Regions from separate parts of the Mus musculus genome. Here regions 1 and 3 are each linked to region 2. Evidence: chromatin loops called from intact Hi-C (ENCODE). Cell type or tissue: heart. All regions are shown on one strand. Region 1 holds the start of Tpm4 (tropomyosin 4). Region 2 holds the start of Zfp617 (zinc finger protein 617). Region 3 has its middle 21 kb from the start of Zfp961.

Evidence for each region. Hi-C counts contacts between places; a loop is a spot of excess contacts. Peaks named below come from ENCODE experiments on the same cell type or tissue, not always from the same donor. Only the 100,000 strongest peaks of a DNase experiment are listed, where the experiment ranks them.
Region 1: it touches region 2 in a loop (2.1-fold over the local background); 4 of 42 quality-filtered maps call a loop at or near these places.
Region 3: it touches region 2 in a loop (2.2-fold over the local background); 4 of 42 quality-filtered maps call a loop at or near these places.

The regions. Positions count from the first base shown.
Region 1 is chr8:72,134,537-72,137,036 of GRCm38, reverse strand. Tpm4 (tropomyosin 4) reads right to left here and starts at 1,749. Exons shown (of 8, transcript NM_001001491.2): 1 at 1,584-1,749. The coding sequence starts at 1,715. In heart, a CTCF peak has its summit at 1,103; DNase peaks (open chromatin) are centred at 236, 1,126 and 1,836; H3K4me3 peaks cover 2,375 bases; H3K27ac peaks cover 2,500 bases.
Region 2 is chr8:71,921,435-71,923,934 of GRCm38, reverse strand. It overlaps Zfp617 (zinc finger protein 617), which reads right to left and starts at 1,110. Exons shown (of 4, transcript NM_133358.3): 1 at 963-1,110. The coding sequence starts at 965. In heart, no CTCF peak of the experiment used is centred here; a DNase peak (open chromatin) is centred at 1,174; H3K4me3 peaks cover 1,623 bases; H3K27ac peaks cover 1,801 bases.
Region 3 is chr8:71,970,883-71,973,382 of GRCm38, reverse strand. No RefSeq gene overlaps it. Among named protein-coding and RNA genes, the nearest start is that of Zfp961, 21 kb to the right of the region's middle. In heart, CTCF peaks have their summits at 142 and 1,227; no DNase peak of the experiment used is centred here.

The sequences.
Region 1 (2,500 bases), 210 kb before region 2:
AGGAAAAGAACTTAGACTGAAGAGGCACACTTTGATCTTGGCATATTTTCAACTGTTTAAAACAGAAAGAGCTCTAGTTCACATCCATGCATTCATTCACACACACACACACACACACACACACACACATCCTAAGTCATCTTGAGCTCCGCCCCTTCCTGCAATCAAAGCCTTCCACCGGCTACAAAGGGTTTCCCTTATAAGGTAAAAGAGGCTTGCTAGATACTTGTGGCCAAGCAACAGGAAGACGTCGGTTAATCACACAAAAATCTAAATGAAACCAGCTGTTGGGACACAAGCCCAGAAATCAGCTACACACACCCCAACCCCATTTCTAGTCTGGGTGTTTCTGGCCCGGAATCAACTTGAGATGTCTTTCTACAACCAAAAGAAGCATGCTTTCCCACATGAACTTTTAAAGCAGCTCAGAGTTTTCCAAAAGGCATCCCCCGCACTCCACCCTTGGGCCGCCAAATTCCTGGCTTGGCTGGAGTCTCGAGGCCATTTTGGAGATGTCTAGGGTGGGACGGGCGTATGAGAAGCCGTAACAGCTACTGTGCAGAGCTTCCGCCCGGTTCTGAGGCTTTCTCCAGCCCGAGCGGTCCTTGAGGGATTCAAGGCTTCTACCCAGGCCAGGCTGTCGCCCAGGCAGTCTTGGGAGGAGTCCAGGCGGTACCTGCACTGCCAACTCCACCTAGCCTTTCAGTTTCTAGGGTCCCCGCCCTGAGTTCCCACACTACGGCTTCAGGAGACCTGGGCAATCACACAACACTTCTTCCCTTGTCTGTGAGTCTCCTTCGCTAGCAAACACCGCCCTACTACTCAGGCAAGGGGCTCTCCTTGCCCCGGAAACGTCTGGAATGCCTCTCCCTAGTCTTTTCTTTCTACCCACCTGTAGCAGACTTTTGGGAGACACGAATCGAACGCTTTGTGGGTGCCAGAGCTGGGCTTAGAACCCAGACCCATCTCTGGCCCCGGGCTTGACCCAGGGATGAAGAGGAGGCGCGGAGGCCTTTCCTCTTTCCGAACTATTCATGCACCCCGGTCCCTGAACTCTCAGGGAAGGCGCATACAGTGGGCGCTCCGGCGTCGGGCAGGCCCCCTAGTGGATATTACCTGGGGCTAGGGGGACACAGGGTGATGGTGGTGGTGGTGGGTGTCCTGCAGGCCAGCGTCCAAATTCTCCTGTCCCCACCCCGCCCTCAGCGGACGTGTCGCGGCCGCACCCTAAGGACGTGCCGGGAAAGTTCGGGCGCGAAGAAGCAAAAGCGCGCACCGCCCCCGCCCCCACCTTGGTCAGCCGCAGACAATGGGAGCGCGGTATTTGCCCCACTACTCCGGAGTGCCCCGCGCAGGACTGTCCCCCCCGCAACCTCCCAGTTCCTGCCCCGCCAGCGTACGGGGCTCCAGGATCCAAGGGTATGGATGATCAAGGCGGAGGGGAGACGGAGGAAGGGGGAGCTAGAAGCATGCGGAGCTGGGAAGAAAAGAGGGCGCCAGGGAGCACTGCGGGCCCGGAAGCGCGCGGGACGAAAAGTGGGATCGGGCGGGGGTCGCGGACGGCGCGGGTCCTGGTCTCTCACTTTCTCGCGCCGCTCGCGCTCGCCATCCAGTTCGCGCTGCAGGCCTTGCGCGCGATCCTCTGCGTCGTCTGCCTGCTGCTGCAGGGCCTGGATCTTGCGCTTCACTGCCTCCAGTGAGTTGAGGCCGGCCATAGCTCAATCGTTCTGCTGGGCTCCGGCGACAGCTGGGCGGCCGCGCCCGGGCCCGCCAGCCTTGGCCACGCCGGGGCCGCCCCCGCCTCTCCCCGCCCCCCGGCCCTGCTGTCAGGCCCATGAGGTCACCCGGGCCGGCCGCGACGTCAGCACCGGGCGGGGGGTGGGTGGGAGGGGGTGGCTGACGTCGGTGCAGCTAGCCGCCTTTGCCCTGTGGGCTCCTCGTCCTCCCTCACTGCCCGCCCCGCCTGGCCCAGCGGCCGCGCACTTACCTGGGAGCCTTTATTCTCCGTCTGCTTTAGAGTCTTCTTTAAGTCTGTCAGGTCCTCGGAGTGCCTGTCCAGTTCGTCCTCCACGCATTTCAGTTTCTTCTGGAACTACGTCAGCTGCTCTTTCACCTGGGGACACAGAAGATAATGAGTCAGCCTAATGGTCCATTGCCCGGAGTTTGGGAGGCTGAGGCAGAAGGACTGGGAGTTTAAGGCCCTGCAAATGAACAAAGTCTTTATGAGCTGATGAGATGGCTCCATGGGTAGAGGTGCTTGCCACCAAGCCTAATGCCCAGAGTCCATTAATCTCACACATGCGCCCACATTAATGTAGAAAGTAAAAGGTTTATATAAAGAAGGTCTCATTCAGAGGACACAAGTTTGTGAAAGTAAAAAGTGTATATAGACAAGGTCTTGTACAGAGGACTCAGGTTGATTCCCAGCTCCTGTTCCAGGGGAGCCAACATTCTCTGCTTCCATGACCCCTTAGCATAGGCATGCATGCATGCAAAACAC
Region 2 (2,500 bases):
AGGATATGTAAGATCTAGTCTCAAACAAAACAAAAACAAACAAACAACAAAGCAAAACAACAAAAAAAATCCAAAACAAAGAAACCGATACGTTTGCAATTCACTATGATTTGAACTTGACCACGACTTAAAGTCCAGTCGTTTCCAAAAAAACTTTTATTACTGGAAAAAGGAGCAGAGGTAAGAGCAGTATTTAACCCAAGAGTAAAAGATAAACTTGAAAACCCTCAAGTACCATACTCACAGAGATGACGAAAATTGAAAAGTTCTTCCTCCGACCTTAAGTCAGAAGGGATAAAGATAGTCTCGTCATACTCTATAAAGGGATAATCTACCAAGAGGATATTACAATCCTAAATGCGGGAGCCGCATGTACCCATGGAAAAGAACTGTGACTGTCCCCTGAGAAGTTCCCTCACATCTCGGTATGTCTCAGTTTTCCCAGGTTCACTTCCATTAATCTCTGCGCTTAAGATCTATATTAGACATGTTTCTCGGGCCTGGAGAGATAACTCGGTGTGTAAGAGTGCTCGCTGAGCAAGGGTGAGAACCCGAGTTCAAATAAAAAACACCCAAGTAAATGCCAGGCATGGGGACAGAGCCCGGAGGATCGCTGGAGCTTGCTAGCAGGCAGCCTAGCCACAGGTTCAGTAAGAAACCCTGTCTCACAGGAATAAGGCGGGCCGTGACAAAGCAGGACACCGGGTGACCTCCCCTGGCCTCCGTGCATGGCGGGGCGTAAATTCTCACTCGCAAGAATTGTCTCCTAAACTTCCAGCTCGGCTCCACATCATCCAGCCTCGGAATCCCGCTTTCGACTGACTTTCCCTAAGGGGAAAAGCAGCTTTTCTGGAGCCGCAGGCGACAGTGCGCAGCCGCCCTTCGTCCCCCGGCGCAGCACCGGGATCCCGCCGCCCGGGACCAAGGGCGCCGCGCACAGCCCCGCCACTCGCCTGGCTCACCATGTCTGTGCCCAGGCCTGCCGCGGCTCCACAGAGGCTCCGGAACAGGCACTCACACGGCCGCGGAGGCTCAGCAACTTGGACTTCCTCAGCTGAGAGCTGTGAGGAGGGAAGCGCCAGCAAGAAAGATGGCGGGTGAGGAACTTCCGCTCCTCCCGCCGGCGCTGCTGATTGGCCAGCTCACACACTGGTGTCTGTACCGGGAGTTTCCGGCGGACCTCCCGACCTTTCCTAGGGTATGGCGTCATACAGCCAAGGACGCTAAACCGTCCGGGACTCCCACAGTTGGTTACTGAGAACCGCCCGGAAGGGAGATGGCGGACAAGGCGCTGCCTCTCGGCACCCTACCTGCCGCTCCTTTGGCCCTTATTGCTGGGCCCACAGATCCAGTCTCCGAAGCCTAAGTGACAGAATAAATTTATTCTCCCTCTTACTGACACAACCACTCCCTCTCCTGTCAACAACACTAATGAGATTCATTGGGACACACAAAGACATAAAAGATGAAAGAATTCGAGAGGGACAAGAGCAGGTAAAGGTCTGTGTGTGTATGAATATAAACAAGATACATGAATGAAAATGTTATATTGAAACTTTTCGTGTAATTAATACACGCTAATGACAACATTAAAAAAACTGTACTTTCCAGCAATTAAAAAAAAGCTTCAGCAGCTCTTCCACAAAGGACATTCTTTTTAGAAATGAGGTTTATTATAAAGTGCCTCAAGCCATGCTCAGCCCTGTAGGTGGAAGTGACATTAGACAGAAACAGTACAATTTATGCAGCTCTAAAAATAGGGCCTTAAGCCGGGTGTGGTGGTGCACACCTTTAGTCCCAGAACTCGGGGGGGGGGGGCAGAGGCAGGCGGATTTCTAAGTTCGAGGCCAGCCTGGTCTACAAAGTGAGTTCCAGGACAGCCAGGGCTATACAGAGAAACCCCGTCTCGAAAAAACCAACAACAACAACAACAACAAAAAACCAACCAACCAACCAACCAACCAACAAAAAAGGCCTTAAAAGAAGGGGCAGGGGGCCAGGCGTGGTGGTGCACGCCTTTAATTCCAGCACTTGGGAGGCAGAGGCAGGCAGATTTCTGAGTTCGAGGCCAGACTGGTCTACAAAGTGAGTTCCAGGACAGCCAGAGCTATACAGGGAAACCTTGTCTCGAGAAAAAAAAAAAAAAAAAAAAAGAAGGGGCAGGCTTCCATTCGAAGCCTGGCAGGCGGGTCTGGGAGGAGGTGATGTGGGGAAGGAGGTAGAGGAGATGAGGGGCAGGCAGAGGTGGACAGACTAACCTTGAGAAGGGGAGGGGAGAGCAGAAGAGCCTGAGATACAGCTTTCATTGTCTGGACCAAATCCCAGAGCTATCTATCTTCCTAAGGTGTCTCAGACTACTCCCCAGAACAAATAAAAAGGTCTGATTTTTTAAAAAATTACCTTTTAGGGGGCAGGAACTTTCATATCACTTGATATGTTTCAGCATAGTGTACCTGAACGGGAGCAAGGACGAGCCAGGTACTATTGAGAACTGTCACAG
Region 3 (2,500 bases), 49 kb before region 2:
AGCCTTTTTCTGAGGAAGCTCTCTGACAGGCAGTCCTCCTGAAGTTCTTCAAGCAATCCCTGGGAGTTAGCTAATGCCTCTGAGGTCTCTTCATCAACAGCATCTTTTATAAGTGCCCAGAGGCAGAGGACGATAGAGTCTTCCTGGGTGGTTCTCAGAACTTGTCCAATTTTCCCCCAGGTTTCCTTATCCAAAGTTCTTTCTTCTTAAAACCATGGGCAGCATGAATCTATCTGATCTAAAATGTTTTCTAACAGCTGTCTTTAAACCCTGCTCCTCTCACCTGAAGCAGCTCTTTGAGGCTGCAGACAAATGCCTGTTTAGAATTCCCCTATCCCATCTACACTGCCAACCCCTAGGTGAATTCAACACTTCTTCAACCTAGCCTGTATCCCCTTATTGCACCTCCTACAACAGGCTCCAAAAGATGAAATTTATGGCTAGCGCTAGCATTAATGCTTTTGTTGCTTACCACTGTGCAGGATTCAATTACTTCTATTTTCTGTGGATCCATCAAGACAGCGTTTCTCAGTTGAAATCGCCCCCCACCCCACCCCGGTGTGCTCAGTCCCCTCGTTTGGGTGCCACCTGTAGCTGTCCAGCAGCCAAGGAGAACTGGGTGCCTGAAAGGGGGCTGGAAATGAAAAAGGATGGGTGGGTGAGAGAGGATGAAGCCAAGACAAAGTTTTCTGATTCAAGGCTCAAAGTTTAATACTCAGCTTTGTGTTTATATAGGGAAAACCCACAGACCCAACCTTTGTTTCAGCTGGATTATGTTGCTTTGCTTCAACTGGATTATGTTGCAAAGCAAGCTCGGCAGGCAATCTGCTTCTATAGGAAACTGCAGGTGCTACAAGGTGGAAGACCTCCACCTAGGTGGGAAGACTCCACCCTGGGTCAGCTATGCCAATGGAAGACCAACTGTGGCAAACAATTAAGGTCTGTTTAGCCTGCTCAAGGCTGGGGGAAGGGCATAAGGTGTTACAGGAATATGGGGAGAGTGGAAGAGAGGAAATGGGAGATAAAGGTCAATTCCATCATTTCATTGTGTACATGTATGAAATTATCAGAAATAAAGGAAACATTTATGTCACCCTGCTATTAGGGAAACAGAGACGTGTTGGAAGAATGAAATCTTTCTGGTTCTACTAACCAATGATGATGACAATGACAGAAGCTGGTCTGTCCATCTCTCCACAGTTTCAGGGAATCCAGTCAGTGTCATTCCAACACTGACCACTAGAGTGTTCCCTAAAGGTGTCTGGATAGTCAGTGCTCCATTGTGGATGAACAGATTTTTTGTTTTTAAAAAAAATTACACACACAAACACACACACCTCCATGATGTGTGTGTGTGGAGGTTAGAGGACAATTTGCTGTATTCAGTTCTTGTCTTTCAGTAGGAGTTCAGTTATTGAATTCTCTTGGCAGCAAGTGAGCCATCTTGCTGGCTCCTGAAAAAAGCTGTCCCCTTCTGGGTTCTAGCTCTTGTCCTAAGGGAGAACATCCCCCCCACCCCCCTTTCTGGAACTGTTTTCCTCATCTGAAAAAATGGGTGGGGTGTTTTCGAGCCTTCACAGAGTGCCTTTTCCTGGTGCAGAAGGCCATAGCCCAGGTCAGAAAGTGGGGATAAAGAATCCTGGAAGGTTCAAAAATATGCTGCGTATGTCTTTCCATATTATTTTTATTTTTTTATTTTTTGGTTTTTCGAGACAGGGTATCTCTGCGTAGCCCAGCTTGTCCTGGAACTCACTTTGTAGACCAGGCTGGCCTCGAACTCAGAAATCCGCCTGCCTCTGCCTCCCGAGTGCTGGGATTAAAGGCGTACGCCACCACGCCCAGCTTATGTCTTACCATTTTAAAGATGGTGCTGGAGGACTTCATTCAGCTGAAGAACAAGGCTGCACCTAACAGGGCCGCTCCCTATGGGGCAAATATTTAAACACATGAATCTATGGAGGCTATACCTATTCAAACCACCCCAGAAAGGGAGGATGCCTCCCACCATGTCCTGTCTTCTACGCACTGCCCCCCTTCTCTCTGCGTGTCACAGAGATGCAGGGACTGGCAGATGCCCAACATGACCTAGCTTTTATTCCCACACTCCCTACAAAAATCATGAAACAGACTTTAAGATTTATTGGGGAGTGTTGGGGGTGGGGAGCACAAAAGGCTGCTTCCAAGTGAGGATGGGAAGGAGGGAGTGTTGGGGAACTAAACCCAGGGCTACTAAACTATTGAATGACACCCCAGGGAAAGTCAATTTTCAAAGCAACATTCATGAGCAAACAGAGCTCCACACAGTGGCAGTGTTGGAGCCAAGGATATGCATCTGAGGCAGCATTATAGCTAAGTGAAAGCATAGCTAAGTGAAAGCATTCCCCAGACATGGATGCCAATGGGGCTGGAGAGAGGGTCCAACACTAGCTCTTACAGAGCGCCTACTTTTGGTTTTCAGCACCCATGTCAGGTGGCATAAAGCCACCTCTAAGTTCAGCTA